Linked DNA regions of Mus musculus: region 1 is linked to region 2. Evidence: chromatin loops called from intact Hi-C (ENCODE). Cell type or tissue: gastrocnemius. All regions are shown on one strand. Each heading gives the region's core, and the rest is flanking DNA. Links, peaks and the distances in the headings are about the cores only.

Region 1 (8,331 bases), core at 47-8,046, 100 kb before region 2:
AATAAATATTAAAAAGAGACACATGATGCTGACTTCTGATCTCCATACATGTTTTGCTGTGCATGTGTGCGCGCGCGCACACACACACTCACACACACACACACACACACACACAAAGCATGGCTTTTCACAGGTCTTACTGAGTGCTAAAATGATGGACCAACACAGGGAAGAGATGCCACAGTCTACACCCCACGCGTGGGCCTCCCTGGAAGTCAGTTTGGCTTCATGTACGGTCTCCCACTTCAGTGGGAATGGGTTTTGCTGGATATTATTTTCTTGTGTCCTTCTCTGTCAAACAGGCCAGTCAAGAATGGCAGTGTTGGGGCAGACCAGAAGGGTTCTTATGGAGACCGTTTTAAGGTTAAGCCATGCACGGCCAAGTTTCCAGACAGGCAGTGGTCAGCTTGCACACGCCTCTGTAGATATCTCAGGAGCATGACCTGGTGGAGTGGTAAGATGTGCTCAGCAAGAATTCTTCTGTGACTCTGCTCATCCTTTTGATTATTATTTTTTAATGAAAAGCGTGTGTTGGGGTGGGGGTGGGGGCACACCACCTCCCCTGGCCCTGAGCCTACAATCTTACTTCCAATACTAATCTCTCCCTGCTGGCTCAATGCCATGCGCTTGGCTCTGGGCCAGTTTAATATCACTCTTGCTGATAGCAGGTTGCGGCGGTGTTTCTATTATGAAGCTCGGCTTTAAAAATCTCTCAGACATGGAGATAGTCTTCTGGGCAAAGGAACCTTAGCAACACTTCTCTTCCAGGGTGGGCTCCAGCCTGCACTGCCAAACTCCCCTACCCCGCTGAATTAGATAGATGAGGCTCCTTACGGGGTCTTTGGATGGGTTAGGGATGTGACTCAGTGGGTAGGGTGCTCACCTAACACGCACGGTCCCCCACCACTGCACAAGGCTGGGTGTGTTGGCACATGCCTAAAATGCACCCGTGAGGCGGAGGCAGGAGGATCAGAAGTCCAGAGCCATCCTTGCCTACACAGAGAGTCTGAGCCAAGGCAGGGCTAGAGACCCTGTCTCAAACACCAATAAATAGGGTCAGTGAAACGGCTCAGAGGATAAAGGTGCTTGTCGTCGCAAGGTCTGATGACCTGAGTTCAATCCCTAGGACCCATGGGGTGGAAGGAAAGAACTGCTTCCTGCAAGTTGTCCTCAGACCACCACACATGTGATGTAAGATACTCCCCAATTAATTAAAGTAACCAACCAACCAGACAGACAGACAGCTAGCCAATCAACCAACCAACCAACCAACCAACCAACCAACCAACCAATCAATAAAATGTCTTAGGAAAGACTTCAGGGATGTATTTCAGTGGTAGAACGGGTGCCCACATGTCCCAGGTTCCAGGCTCAATCCCTAACACCACTACTGCAGCAACGACAAAACAAAAACCAGTCACCCATCTCAACAGGAACAAGATCGACGGCACAGAGCGAATTTGTGGAGAGCGTGATGATTGTGAGCCACCATGTGGTTGCTGGGATTTGAACTCAGGACCTTCAAAGAGCAGCCAGTGCTCTTAACTACTGAGTCATCTCTCTAGCCTGCAACTCAACTTTTGAGTAACCCCTTCATTTGTTACTCACTGCCCACAGTCCCTTACACCCAGTCATTCCGTTTCAGGGCAGGAATCTCTCTGAGATTAGCCTCCAAGGTCTATTCCAGTCACAATATCTGCTTCTGGATAGATAGGGTTGTATATATAAAGGATATAAAACCAACAAAAAAGGCTGTGGCAACCAGTTCTGTCAATTATTAGCTGTTCAGCCTTGGACAAGGTATATGTGTGTGCCTGTGTGCATATGTGTGTGTGTGTGTGTGTGTGTGTGTGTGTGTGTGTGTGTGTGTGTGTGGTGTTGGGGGAAGTACTCCACCACCCCTTGCTGAGCCAGGAGTGTGTGTATATATATATATATATATATATATATATATATATACACGCACACATATATACATATACACATATATGTGGACACACATCTCTTAAAAGCAACGAGAGCATCCACAGCGAGCCTTCGCTTATACGTTGCTATGAATGTTAACTGAGATGATATGTAGGGTACTGAAAGTATCAGGCATCATTCTGTATCGCTGGGACCTACCAAGAGCTCTGCTTCTTCCATCCTGATACAGTGCAGAAGCCTTGCCCTGTCTGGTACCACCTGCGTGGCAAATCTGGTTTTAAGAGCCGTCTTCCTGCCCATTCTTTATTATTTTACTGTCCATTACGGTCCTCGGGAATAGCTCACCACAAACACAGACTTCCAATGTTACCCTTACTTACCAACTAACACAATTTAGAGCCCTGACCCAAGATTATGAGCCACTAATGCAATTTCCCCCTCGCTAAGATCTTCATTAACAAAAGGTCGGGAGGGTTCCAGGAGGAAGATGCAAAACCAGAGAAAGCCACAAGCATCCAGTGGGGGGCCTCTAGTCAGGAGAGAGATCTAGTCCAAGGCTGGAAGGCAGTGGCCAGCTGGCAGGTGACAAGTGCCCAAGGACTTGGCTGGACGCTGGAAAATCTATCAGTGATTCTCGAGGAAGACTCTCAAAACGGTCATCTTTCTCCACCTGGGAGATATGCTGAGTGGTTTTTGCTGTGGGTATTTTGAGATGTCCTTTGTCACTTGATCTCGGCTGGCGAGGCACGTGGGGACCGAGAGGTTAGGAAAAATAAATTGCTCGGACATGGGGCTCTAGGAACAGAGTCTTCCACTCAGCTTTGATCCCGCCAAGGAGCTCTTAGGTTTATCCCCGGCTTTATTTTATTTTTAACTTATTTCCTTTGCCGTTGGGTCTCTGGGGCCAGACTTTCTTTCCTACTGTGGCATTCCCACCCAGATTCTCTTTTTTTTTTTTCACTCTCTCTCCACCCCCCACCCCAGGCCATGTATTAGCTGCTCCTTCTGGCTTAGCCTGTTCTGTGTTACTATAATGAAATACCTGCAAGCTAGGAAAGAAAGCTTATGAAGAAATGAAGACGAGCCGTCCTATACAGAAGCCTCTATGGCATGCATGTGCGAGTGCACAGACACAGACACACACACAGAGACACACACACACACAGAGAGAGAGAGAGAGAGAGAGAGAGAGGTGATACTTTGATCAGAGGACTTTTGGACTTCGCCTTCTCTGTTTTCAAGTGTGTCTGTGTGTGTACAGGCATGTTGATTCTGGCTTGTGACTCTCTAGAGATGCCTATGGCAGCTTCAGTCTCTTACTGGCAGGAATTCTACAGAGGCAGGTAGTACAGGAAGTGCTACATGGCAAGAGGCAGGGTGTGTGTGTGTGTGTGTTTGGGGGGGGGGGGTCCTTCTCTTTCATAATACCATTGTATTTTAATCACAGGGACCCACACTGAAGACTTAGTCTATTCCTAAGGACCTCTCAAAAGTCTACCTCTAAATATCAAAGCTGGATGTCACCACCCTCTTAATCCCTTGCAGGGGGATCAGATGGCAGCATCTGTGCCCTTGAGGGACTCACACCTCACATATCAACCGCAGCCTTTTCTCACTTTAAAAGTCTGCCCTGAGCCAGATTTAAGATGACCTACCCATGTCCCTCATTCATGCCTGAAGATGTAGAAAAGCCTAAGACACAGCTGCAAAGCCATTGTTCTGAAGATGCAGTGGACAAGCATTCCCTCGAGGGACACGAAACCTCGGAGAATCCCTAGTGATCGTTACTGAAAAGCAAGAGGCCATGTGATTGTCAGTGTGAGTCTTTTAAGGAATTCTTGCAGCCTTGGAAAACTTGCAAGGAGGAAAAAAAAAAAACCTATTATTAAAAACAACAAACAAACAAAACAAAACATAACCAAAAAACCCAAAAACTGGTTCTGTAAGATGGGAAAGACAGATTTCCCTTTCCTCACAACGAAGATGTAAACCTTGGACCAGGGGGTTAAAAACGGAGGAGCAGGGTCGGGGATGTGGTTTAGCCAGGGAGCAGGAAGCTCGGTCCTGTCCAGTAGGAATCTCTGCCTCTCTGCCGACACTGATGCTATTATCATCTTTGACATGAACCATCATCTCCTCCGCCGCCTCATTCTTGCCCCTGTATCCTGGAGGAAGTCACTCCCTCCTTTGTGATGGCTGGAGCACTTTCCCCTCTCTTGAGCCTGCTAGCTCCCTTTGCACTTTACAGAAGGGCCATTAGGTGGGGCCCTGTCACCATCTCCCAGGTAAGCCAACGGCTATGACGTTGGACTTTGAGGACTACTGAGTTCTGGGACTACTGCTCAGATTGTCCAAATGCATGAACAGGCTGTGGTGGAGGGGGGAGGCTAGAGTCTGCAAGGGTTTGATGTTGAAGAAGTTGTACATTTGAAATCACCAATCCAGAAAACAATTACAAAGATTCTTTGGGTCCCTGTGATTAAAATACAATGGTATTATGAAAGAGAAGGGACCCCCTCCTCAAACACACACACACACAAACAAACAAATCCAACAACCTAAAAGCACATTATAAGAGTCACCTGTCACTGATAGCATGTCACGACAGCCCTCAGCAATCTACCCTCTGCTTTCTTGCCCTCTGTCCCTGCTGGTGCTATCTATGGACCACTCTGACCCTTAACCACTGTGAGGCGCTACCCTCTGAGCAGAAGAGCCACCATTCTTATCCAATCAGTTGTGCCTGCTTGTAAGAATCCATCACAGTCATGCTTTGGGACTGGGCATTCCATTAAGGAGGTGGGTGAGGAGGTCACTGGACCCTCACGTGAGATTCCAGGCACTTCTTCCAGCAATGTGTATATGATTCTGCCCTAATTGCATATGGCCTAGGGGACATTAATCTTATACAGCTATGGGAAGCCATGATCCATCCACACCAGAAAGTGCATCCAGTGTGGCTGCTTTGGGGTCACCCATACAACTATAGGAAACCCCTCACCCACACTCTGATATGAAAGCAGCCAGTACTCCTTGGCTGTGCAGGGGGATTACTTTGGTCTGTTAGTGGGACCTTACTGAGGAAGGGACTGGACCATCCACCATTGACACAGGCCAGCCTTCTCCTCCCTCGACCTTTGCTTTCTCTCACGTCAGCTGACCTTGTTCACGTGCTCCCCTATCTCCCCTAGCGCTACAACCCCCTCCTGAGGCCCAGACATTGTTTACTTCCCTTCCAAGTCCAACTTCAAGGTCAATCCCAGGATACCTTTCCTGTCACCTCCCTGAACCCTCCGGTCCCCAAGAGACTCGGGCTGGGCTGCAGGCTCATTCTGACCTTGGCCTACTCCATTTCCCACACCCTGCAAACAACTCCTGGGCTAACTTGAGAACATTTCCTGTGCTCCTACGCAGAAATGCAGAGCCCAGCTGGGGAAAGGACAGTCAAGCAGGCTGGCGGCACCACCAACCACAGCTGCCCCAAATTGCCAGGCTGCAGAGACTGCCAAGTGAGCCTCTTCTCAGTCATCAGTTTCTCACCTTTGACCTTCACCATGCTCCTTAAAACCTCTTTCCTGGCTTCTTCTCCTCTAGATGACTTCTCCCCACATGCCTGAAGCTAGAGGCCACCGTGCACAAGCTAAATGGTTTTCTGTCCCCCTTCCCCCCTGTATCTACCCTGCCCTCTGACTTTTTCCTCTTCCTGGAAGAGCAACTATCTCTATGTGGTCTATCATGGAGAACACTCACTATCTGGCTTCCAGAGATGGCTCCTCCAAATTCTGGCCTGTTGGGTCCTTTATCTTTAGTATTTTACCATGAAGGGCTAATGCCAGGGGTTGGGATCGTAGCTCAGTTGTGTCATAGCGTAGCCAAGCATGCATGGAGCCTTGAATCCCTTCCCCAGTATTGCTAGGGTTGCTGCACTGGAGAGGAAGAGGCAAGGAGGGCCAGATGTTCAGAAAGCCTGGTCTCACATTTGTTTCTTGTATCCTGGCTGGTTTGTGTAGTATGCATGCATGTATGTATGTATGTATGTATGTAGTCAGGGTTTCATGTAGCCTAAGCTGGCCTCAAACTCTCCATGTAGTTGAGGATGACCTTGAACTTCCGATTCTCTGCCTCTCCCCGCTGAGTACTGGACTAGAGGTGGTGAGCATCACCGTGCCCAGATGTATGTGTGGTTGTATGGAGTGCCTGAGATCAACCCAGAGCTTTTGTGTATGCTGGGCAAGCACTCTACTCACTGAGCAACATCCCTGCCCCACTTGATTTACCTTTTCACACTTTGTTTATTTAATTTCGTGCATGTATGTGTGTGTGTGTATGTGCGTGTGTGTGAATCCCAGCAGGCACCATGACCTCACAGTATCATACAACACACCCGGGGACAACCTAGCCTTAAGAACTATAAACGAGATTGGCCTTTATTCTTTATAAATTGCCCACCCTGTGATCTTCAGTTATAGCACCAGACAACTAAGGAGATACACCATCAAGGCAATGTATCACTCCCTTCCAGATGAGCCGCCTTTCTTCCTAAGACGTCTTTAAGAACTTTGAAAGATATTATTTTGATACTCTGTGTCTAGCTATGGATTTATCTTCATGTATCTTTTTAGCAGTTAGACAGCGATTAGATGGTAGCCAGGTTGTTCCAGTCTCAACTCCTAGCTGGGTGACCTTGGGCAAGAGAGATCTGATCTCACTTTTCCAGTTTAGTCCAATATTAAATGCTTATCTCCCAGGGCTACCCAAGTACTAAGGAATTAACACAGGAGACACACACAGACTAGCACCTGGATCTTATGTGCTCCGTAATGCTGGCCACCATCACTGTCCAAAGTAAACTTTGATCTATACGCAATTGTGCCTCTTCAAGTTCTAAAAAATGCGTTCAGCTCTTCCTGTTCCAAATATGAATAGTCTCTGAGCATTTTTGTTTTGTTCTGCTTTTGAGACATGATCTCATGTAGCCCAGGCTGGCTTCGAGTTTGTTATGTAACCCAGGCTAGCACCTTGGACTCCCGCGTGTGGGGGTGACACGTAAAGGCTATCATTTCTCCAGTTTATGGAGCCCAGAGCTTTGTGTCTGCCATGCATGCTCTACCAAGTGAGCTGCCCAGCCCTCTTTGGGCATTTTTATTCATCATTGCTGTGTGTTTGGGACAGAGAAGAGGCCCCGGAATGTGAATGTGTTCCTTACCCAGAAGGAAAGCCTGGGAGAGGAGTCTCTCTTCTCTCTCTCCCCTTCCAACCCGATCTGTCCCCTTCCTTTCATCGCCTGCCACTTGGAAATTCCTCTTTGGTTCATTGCAAACTGGCTTCTGCTCCCCTCTGTCACCTTCCTGTCATAAAGGTTACTCATGACCCTATCCCTCAGGACCCCCTAAACGCTGGGCTCACTGAACTCTGGGCTGTTGTCGGTGCCCACAGGGTCTGTGACTTTCACACACCCCCTTGCTCCCTCTACCTTTCAGAGCGGCTCCTTCTCATCCATCTTCTTCATTCCTATAGCTTCAAAAGTAACCCTGTGACTTCTGAGGGCTCACCCTCTGTCGCTCAGCCGCGGACTTATGGATCCAATTTCCTACCGGTTCCTAGTGCCATTTGCTGTGTGAGCACTTCAGCCTGAACTCACAACCTCTCCTGCCTTTGTGTGTTTAGGCAGCTGTAGTAAATTCCCTGAAATGGAGTGACTCGTACATAATGGGGGGGGGGGGGAGGGGGAACATCTCTCACAATTACAGCGGCTGGGAAGCCCTGGTAAAGACTGATTTGCACAAGATGGCATCCTCTGCTGTGATCTCCCTTGGTGGAAGGGGTAAGGAATTTCTGAGGTTTTTAACAAACAAATGCAGGGACCCTTCTCAGTTTCATTCTGAAGACCTGATCATGTCTAGTGCCTTTGGAGGGCTCAGGTAGGATTTCAACCAGAATTCTGGGAGGGCAGGGACACAGACCTTCCAACCACAGTCTCTTAAGCCATTGAGAAAATTCCTTATTGGGTGCTATTGCTACTCAACTGTGGAAAAAACCCAATTAACTCTAAAGGATTGACCCTGAGGTCAGTGCTCTCTTTAGCTTTACAAATCCAAAGAGGGACCAACTATGCCTATGCTCTGAGGGGCTAGGAGTGGGCCAGACTCCCTGGGACATAGGGAGAAAGGCCATAATAATAGAGGACTAAGTAACAAAGGCTGGTAATAAAGATGGGGACCTTCCAAGGTGGCCAGCTTCTTCCTCACCCTCCTGATCTGAGACAAAACCTGGCAGCTTAATACAAAGGCCCTGTGGGCTCCCTCTCCCATCAGCTGGTCACCTGCAGATGGACTCAAGGCCAGGTCAGGATATGTTTATACAACAGTTGTGAGCCAGTCAGCCACCTTACCTTTCTTCAAGTGA
Region 2 (8,331 bases), core at 185-8,184:
CATCACGGTCCCTCTTCCACTGTTATAACCACTGCTTTCTGATTTTGTTAAAATGAGATTGCAGAGATGTCTGCAGTGGTTTAGGTGGCACGTCAGGAGGATGAGGCCTACTTTTTAGTCACGGGCAGACTGGCTACAGATGAGAACCAGTCTGCACTCTTCAAGCATTTGCCATCTTCTGTGGTGAGATCTTGTTTTTAAAAACATAGGGACCCAGGCACATGAGGAGGCGAAGGCAATGAAGAACCTTTGTGTCACTTTGGGACATATTTTGCTTGTCTATGCAAGGCAATTCACGTATGTGTTCCAAGCCAGCCAGCTCTACCATTCTGTCCTGTACAGTTCTGGAAGTTCAACCAACGGCCTTCTTTCGTTCCATCTTATTCTGTGTTCTCCTCATCCAGGCTGGCCTCCAGGGGGCCCTCCCTTTAAAGATTTATTTATGTTTCTATGTATATGGGTGTATTATCAGTATGCATGTCTGTACCACATGTGTGCCCAGTGACCACAATGGCGTAATGAGGACCCTGAGACTAGGCTTAAAAGACTCGTCACATAGGTGCTGCAAATCAAACCTGGGTCTTCCGGAAGAACAGTCAGTGCTTTTAACCACTGAGCCATCTCTCCAGCTCCCTTTAAGGACACCTTTCATCAGACCTAGGGTACACAGGTCATCAGGATAGCATCACCTCCCTCTCCCTGATTAAACTGTGTCTTCCTAGAGGACACTGTAACCATCCTGGCAGAAGTGAGGATACCCTACAGAGAGGCACCACAGCAACCCTAAGAAATTGGAATTCCCCCACTAGGAGTCTCCTGCTTTCAGGAGGGGAGGGCTGAAAGCTGGGCATCCAGCGGGGAACTTGTCTCTCAGGCAGAGATCACACATGGTTCTGACAACCTTTCAGATCACCCTGCAGGAGAAGCTGAAGGGGAGAAGATGTTAGGCCAGTGGTGGGCAGAGCACACCTGGTCATGAGCTGCTTACAGATGCCTGTCTCCTGCCCCTGTCTAAACACAAACCTTCTCCTGGCTCTCTGAAGACTGCAGGTTCAACGGCCTCTGTTCTTGTTCCTCTTCCCAATGTGGCCAGATTGAATGAGTCTTTCTCTGCTTTTGACTTCTTAATTGGCCTACAGAGGATAGTGGGCCAGAGCCTAGCTTGTTAAGGCCTTGACCCTAACAGCTCCACTAACACCACTCTCTACTGTTAGGTGGTAGGAAATCCACCCAGCCAAGCACACACCTTCCTGACTGGATAACACACGTTTGTGAGAAAGTTTTTAAAGGTCGGTTTACAGTTTCTCAGAAAAAGCACTCATTAATCACCATGAGGAGTCCTGTACTCATAAATAAAAAAATAAAATAAAGTACAAGATCAGAGTGCCAGGCCTCTTGCTGGCACGGTGCCAACAGTGTTCCTTTCTCCCACATCGCATCCCTATCCTGATCGTTCTAGGATGTGTGTAGATGTCCTTATAACTCAGCGCCTGTTTTTGGGGTGGCGGGGTTACAGTGTTGGGCGGACAATCCGAGGATATACAAGCGCTCCACTATGAAGTCAGATCCCCACCCCTTTTAGTGTCTGATTTTCTTCCATCATCCAAAGGGACAAAATCCTTTAACGAATAACAAGCTGAAGACCATGGGATTACAGAGGTTCCGCGCTGCGTCGCCGCAGAAAACCAGGCTATGATTTCCGAGAGATGTTAGTGAACTTGGGGGATTCCTGGGGTGTGGACTTGCTGCCCATAACCCCGAATGGCAGGGAAGGTGGCCTACAGTCTGTGCTCAGATGACCCAGAAGGCACATCTTAACGACTCTCCCGGCATGACTCATGCCGGCTCCCACATCTGGCAGATCTGAGTTACATCACAGCCCTTCGTGTCCTGTGTGTTCCTGGGAACCAGCTGCGGCGGCCGGCTGCATTCACACGCCTCTCATGTCATGCGTCATTCTGATGGCCACACGCTATGGGGGCTGGCCCCCTCTTCCCAGGCCCAGAAGCCAGAGCTGGCTGAGGAGAGGCAGCCTTCCTTTCTCTTTCTCTTGAGCCTAACTAATCACCCGGGAAGGAAAATTTTGTGCCCAGAGCAATACAGAATTCTCTGGCAACCAGAAAGAGCTCCCAGATCCATGGTATTAATGGTGGGACGTGACAAAAACAAGCCCTTCCTAGAGCCATTCACACTCCTCAGAAAGGATCACAGGAGGAACAAACAAATAACGTCTGAAGAGGCCAGGGAGAAAAGCTGATTTGACCTAAGGTGGAATGGCTTGGAGGTGATAGTTTTCATGGTGTGTTCCATTGGAACCAGACCCTGGCCGGCGGGCTCCGTAACAGTCCCCCTGGCATGATGGTCCTGTTTTCTTAATACTTCTAGATCTTTCTTCCCTGCCCTTTTATTTGCTGATCAGAACTTCCCCCACGGCTGCTTCTGGGGCTCCAGACATTGCTAGGTGTGCCCTGTGGGAAGACTTTCTCGCCCACCTGCTCATTCCTGCTGGAACACGATGTCGCTCATTTCCAGTTACTGTCTCCAGGTCCCCCTCCACCCTCCACCCTTCAGTTCCACCTGCTCATTCCCAGAGTCAGAAGGGATGTTTTTAAAATATCATTAATTCCATTCTTCCAGCTGGTTTGCTATCTGTGTTCTAATTTTGAAGCCAAGGTCATTAAAAAAAATGCTGACAGATAAAATAATTTGTCATTATGGTTGGATAATGACACACACACATAAGTGTGGCCCAGGTCTCACGTTCTGTTCTAAAGTATATCATGTGGGTTCATTTTTTTTTAACTGGGGACATAGGTAAGTTGGTAGCTCTTGCCTAGTGTTGACAAAGCTCTGGGTTTAATGACCAGCATTGAATCAATTGGGGGTTAGTGTACACCTGTAATCTTAGCACCGGAGAGATGGAGGCAGAAGGATCCGAAGTTCAAGCTCAGCCTAGGCCAAATGTGTGTGTGTGTGTGTGTGTGTGTGTGTGTGTGTGCGTGCGCGCGCATGTGTGTAGAAAGTGTTCAATGGTTCAAAAGTTCAGTGGTTAAGCATTAACTCAGTATGGGGATGGCTCTGGATTCTATTCCCAAAAGTGCAAAATAATCCATTTTTTTCATTCAAAACTCAAAACTAATAAAAAATAAAAGGCAACTCAGTGAGATTATTTCCAAGCCTTTTAAATGCTGGCTGAGGTTGTTTTGGTTGGTTGGTTTAAAATCTATTCTAAAACAGTAACCAAGGCCAGGCCCCTTTAATCCCAGCACTTGGGAGGCAGAGGCAGGGGAATCCTTGAGTTGGAGACCAGCCTGGTCTACAGAGGAAGTTCCAGAACAGCCAGGGCTACACAGAGAAACAATGTCTCGAAAAGCCAAAAGCAACAAAAACAAAACAAAATATTCCCCTCAAAGAAAGAAAGAAAGAAAGAAAGAAAGAAAGAAAGAAAGAAGGAAAGAAGGAAGGAAGGAAGGAAGGAAGGAAGGAAGGAAGGAAGGAAGGAAGGAAGGAAGGAAAGAAAGAGAGAGAAGTCCAAAAAGTCAGAAAAGAAGCTAGGCAAGCAGGGGAAATGAACTGTCGATCCGGTCAGAGATGGAACCCTGGAGAACCCAGAAGGCTGTGCAGTAAACCTCCAAGAGGCTTGCAGAACTCCCCTGGCCTCAAACCTGCCGCATCAGCCTCTCCAGAGGACATTACCCTTCACCAGTCGGCTGTGGGGTGGGGGTGGTGGGATTCCCCTCTGCAGCCCGCAGGAAGTACCCATTCCCATACAGGCCACAGGAGCAGCGTGTCTGGACCAAGAGTTCAAAAAGGAAAAGTAAAGAAAAATGAAAGAGAAGGAAGAGGAAGGGAGGAATTGATGACGAGAGGGGTCAAATTGAAACAAGGCCACCCTTCCCCACGAAACACGGAACACCAGAAGCTGATGCCACAAGGGTAAGGAAAGGAAGGAGAGCAAGCAACCGGGTTCTGTGAGTCCAAGTTTCTCAGGGTACTTTGCTTTCTTAAAAATAGTAAATAAATAGGAATCCAAGATAAGGCATGTTTGTGGGGGGCGGGGGGAGGGGGACGGGGACGGGCAGGGGCGGGGGTGTTGGTTATCACGTAATCTAGCAATTCCGATTCTGGGCATATCACCAAAGGCAGTGGAAGCAGGGACTCAGGAGTTTGAGCATCCCGTTAAGGAAGCCGATAAAGAAGCCAGCCAAGTTCAGTGAGTGAATAAGAAAATGTGGTAGAGGAAGAAGGGAGGATTACTTGATCTTAAAAATAGGGCTGGGCCGGGCGGTGGTGGCGCACGCCTTTAATCCCAGCACTTGTGAGGCAGAGGCAGGCGGATTTCTGAGTTCGAGGCCAGCCTAGTCTACAAAGTGAGTTCCAGGACAGCCAGGACTATACAGAGAAACCCTGTCTCGAAAAACAAAACAAAACAAAACAAAACAAAACAAAAGGGCTAAAGAGATCGCTTGGTGGATAAAAGTGCACGTCCTTCTAGCCGGATGACCTGGGTTTTATCTCCAGAACACAGCAGGAGAGAACCAACTCCTAACACTTGTCCTCTGACCTCCACAAGTGCACATCTGTAAGCTCAGCTACCCTCCCAATGCACCCAACACACAGGAGCCAGAGCCATGACGCATCAATTAAGAGTTCTTATTTGAGTTCCCAAGCTCAGCTCCCAACACGGCGATAGGAACCTTACTGACACCTATAACTCTACCTCCAGGGGATCTGACGCCCTCTTCTGGCCCCTGACGGTACCTGCACTCACATGCTCATACCCACACTCGGACACACACATTTAATTACTGTTTATATCTGGCTGTAATTTCAAAAATTAAACACAACATGGGGCCAGACTTGGTTAACTATGCTCAGGTGTGGTTGAAGGTTACTGAGGATACTGTCTCAGTCTGTAAAATCATGACGGCCGAGATCGGTGCCCAGTGTGTACTTGAGGCCACAGCAATCTACTGAGCTAGCTTAAGAAAGGCTCCAGAGAACCTGGCATCTCCCCAGGACCTGCTGAGGGCCGGCTGGCAGGCCTCAGAGTCCACATTACATAACCATCGCGCTGCCAGCTTCCAGAGAGCATTCCAAACAACCGAGGTGAGCTGGGATAGGCTCCAGGCCCAGGACAGTCAACCGGTCTACGGATGCTGAGGGGGGCGGGGCCGCCTTTCGAATCCCCAGCGCTACTATTTGCTAGCCGAGCAACACAGCTTTTCTCTTAGATCTGAGTTGACTCAAACATTATTTCGAAAGCGGAGTTATCTTTTATCTTTTCCTTCTTTTTTTTTTTTTCCGTATTCTACTGGAAAAACAAAACAAAAGCAACAATAGAAAAACAAACAAACAACAACAACAAAAAACAACCCATGACTCCAACAAGAGAAAAATTCAGCCGGCAATGGCTCTTTGGAACCGAAGCTTTTCTCCTCTGATCTGTGGTTCTAGCCCCTTTCCTCCACCAGCAAGTTGTTTGGTGATCCTGTACAAGGGCTAGGGACAGGAAAGCATTTTCCTAGGGGAAATCACTTGAGCTCTGGAGGCTGACCCTAGAGTCCATGGGTCTGAACTCTGGCCAAGCATCTAAATAAAATGTCACGCTCCTCCACCCTCACATCAGCAGCCCCGGCGGAGCTGCTTACACTTGGCCTAGAAAGTTAGTCCTGACGGTTCACCGTGAAGTCCAGAGTTTGGCAGCTGACAAAACGTAAACTTTCCCCTCTTCAGATTTTGCAATTAACAGTCCCACCTAAAGTCCAGTCACTCCAGAAGAGCCGAGGGAAGCACCTCGTTGTGTGTGTGTGTGTGTGGGGGGCATCCTGGGAGCTCGGGTGCAGCCAGAGAAAACTCACACTTGTTTTGATGGTGTGAGTTTGCAAAACAGGAATGTCTCCAGATCAGAACAATGGGCTCTTTATCCATGGTGGTCAGGAGGAGTTTAACTTAATGGTGTGATTTTTTTTTTTAAAATGTATTTGTATATGGAAAAGTTGTAAGTAGCATTCTTTTTTTTTAATATTTATTTATTCATTTATTATTTGTAAGTACACTGTAGCTGTCTTCAGACATTCCAGAAGAGGGCATCAGATCTCATTACAGATGGTTGTGAGCCACCATGTGGTTGCTGAGATTTGAACTCAGGACCTTTGGAAGAGCAATTGGTGCTCTTACCGGCTGAGCCATCTCACCAGCCCCGTAAGTAGCATTCTTAATCTATAGTGTTTCCCACCCATACGCCCATTGAAGAATGAGTTGTACAAGCTACTGGTGTAGTTCAGTGGTAGAGTATTGATCTAGCACTCTCAAGGTACTTTGAGCTCTAGCATATAAGTAAATAACTCAATGTATAGCAGTCTACCTCAGAGCATGCCCTTTCTGGCACACTGCATGAGAGATAATAGAAATTTCCTTAATGTTCCTTCCTGCCCACAGCTACCACTCTAAATGCTTAGGTGCCCATAAGTCAACTCTTCCTCAGTGTGTGAGGACTGAGAACACACACTCCCTGTCTCCTTTCAGCCTCGTGTTTGTCGAATCTGCTTGTCCTTGGATAGGATGGAGAAGATGGGGTCTGGTGGTCCAGTTCAGTGTGCCAGCCAATGTGTTATATATATGGCCCTGGATCTGATCTCTGGCAATTCAGGGATCGGGGATTCGGGGATGCAGGGGAGGGGGGCGGGGGAATGGAGGGAGGTGAAAGGGAGGGAGAAGAGAGAGGTATAAGAAAGGAAAGGCCAAGGTGAAGTGGCCAACCCCTGAAAACCCCAACACAAAGGCTAGCCTTGGCTACATAGTAAGTTTGAGGCCAGCCTGGGAAGCATGAGATCCTGTCTCCAAGGAGAGAAAAACTCCCCTTTTGCTTATGATTCCAGAGTCCCTCTGGGTCTGGAAGCATGACATGAAACAGACATGAGGCAGCAGAACTCTGGGACAGTCTCAGACCAGCCCTGTCCTCCTTAGGATTCTGTGGGAGACAGAAGCTCAGTGAAACTAGAGGCAGACCAGATTGAAAAGGAGGACGAACAAGCAAGGCAGCCTGTTAATGCAAGCACACGGAGCACCATGAGGGTATCAGACTCTTCCCTTCGTCCATAAGAGCGAGTTCGGCTCACACAATAAGCACCATCAATACATACTGATATATATATATACTAAGATAATATACTATATTCTAAAACACTGCCAAGATTCTGAAGAACGTTTTTGGGCACATTTAAACAGCAGCGTGACCGTAAATTATGTAAAGGGAGAATTTTCTTACTTTGTTTCGCAAGAACCGCGATAAAACCTGCTGGCGGCAGAATTTAGTGCTTTACAACGCTCACATGGTAAAGCTCCCGTTTAATCAATGGCGACTTTGGATGCTTTATTTTGTGCACCTCGGAAACATCACCAAAAGAACAATTTTAATACTGCTTCTAAATTCAATTAGAGCAGTCACATCTTTGCGACAGGGGAACACTTACTCACAGGGCCGTTCTTTAAGGCACACGTTATTAAATCCCACAGTCCTTTAATCCACACGGCAGACTAAAGAACTTAAGCTGCCCCAGAGATGCCATCCTCAGGCCGGGGCGCACACACTGCGATTCTTTTTACTCTTGACATCTTCAGAGTCATCTTTAATAATTTCCCCCTCTCTCCGATGTCCCTCGCTCCCGACACTGCCTCTGCAAGTTGTTTCTTCTCCCAGCTTCTGAGGGACTCCCAGGCTCTGGAATCCAGCTCACTGCCTGGGGGATACAAAGACGCAAAAACAAAACAAAACCAAAAAAAACCACACACACACCCCCAAACCCAGGGGCGATGGGAGCTTCTGCGTGTTCCACCCGCTCCACGCAATTCCCACTGTGGTCCCGGGGAAAGCTCCTGGGGTTGTTTCCTTTTGTTGGGGTGGTGCGCTAGGAGACGGACGCACACAGACACGCGATGAGGTGCTGTAGCCACGTGGTTAGATGGAGGCGCTTGTGGCTAACAGCCTGGGTTCAAGTCCTGCCTCTGACTCTCCCCATCAGGACTCATCTGGCCTGAGTTCCCTATCACCCTTTTCTTAAGGTAAGACTCCTAGACGTAACCATCTTTTTTTGACACAAGGTCCAAGGGTCAAAATAAAATGAACCCCGGTAGTCTTGACACTGAGGCTATTCAGCAGGTTGCTTGCCTAGCATGTACGATGATGCCCTAGGTTCAATCCCTAGCACTACATAAAGCCAGTCTGGCGGTACATGCCTACAATTCTAGCACTCTGAAGGTGACGTTCAGGGCCATCCTCGGCTACGTAGGGAAGGTCCATCCTGGGCTACATGAGACACTGCCTTCCCT

The links. Hi-C counts contacts between places; a loop is a spot of excess contacts. Peaks named below come from ENCODE experiments on the same cell type or tissue, not always from the same donor. Only the 100,000 strongest peaks of a DNase experiment are listed, where the experiment ranks them.
Region 1: it touches region 2 in a loop (2.1-fold over the local background); 13 of 42 quality-filtered maps call a loop at or near these places.

Annotation. Positions count from the first base shown.
Region 1 is chr11:107,271,919-107,280,249 of GRCm38, forward strand. All of the region lies in intron 5 of Pitpnc1 (phosphatidylinositol transfer protein, cytoplasmic 1), which reads right to left. Among named protein-coding and RNA genes, the nearest start is that of Gm11716, 60 kb to the right of the region's middle. In gastrocnemius, for the core only: a CTCF peak has its summit at 4,170; DNase peaks (open chromatin) are centred at 625, 906, 2,492 and 4,198; H3K27ac peaks cover 4,677 bases.
Region 2 is chr11:107,374,566-107,382,896 of GRCm38, forward strand. The region is part of intron 1 of Pitpnc1 (phosphatidylinositol transfer protein, cytoplasmic 1); the gene reads right to left. Among named protein-coding and RNA genes, the nearest start is that of Gm11713, 32 kb to the right of the region's middle. In gastrocnemius, for the core only: a CTCF peak has its summit at 4,775 (motif pointing left); DNase peaks (open chromatin) are centred at 1,429, 1,945, 5,055 and 5,621; H3K4me3 peaks cover 1,761 bases; H3K27ac peaks cover 5,420 bases.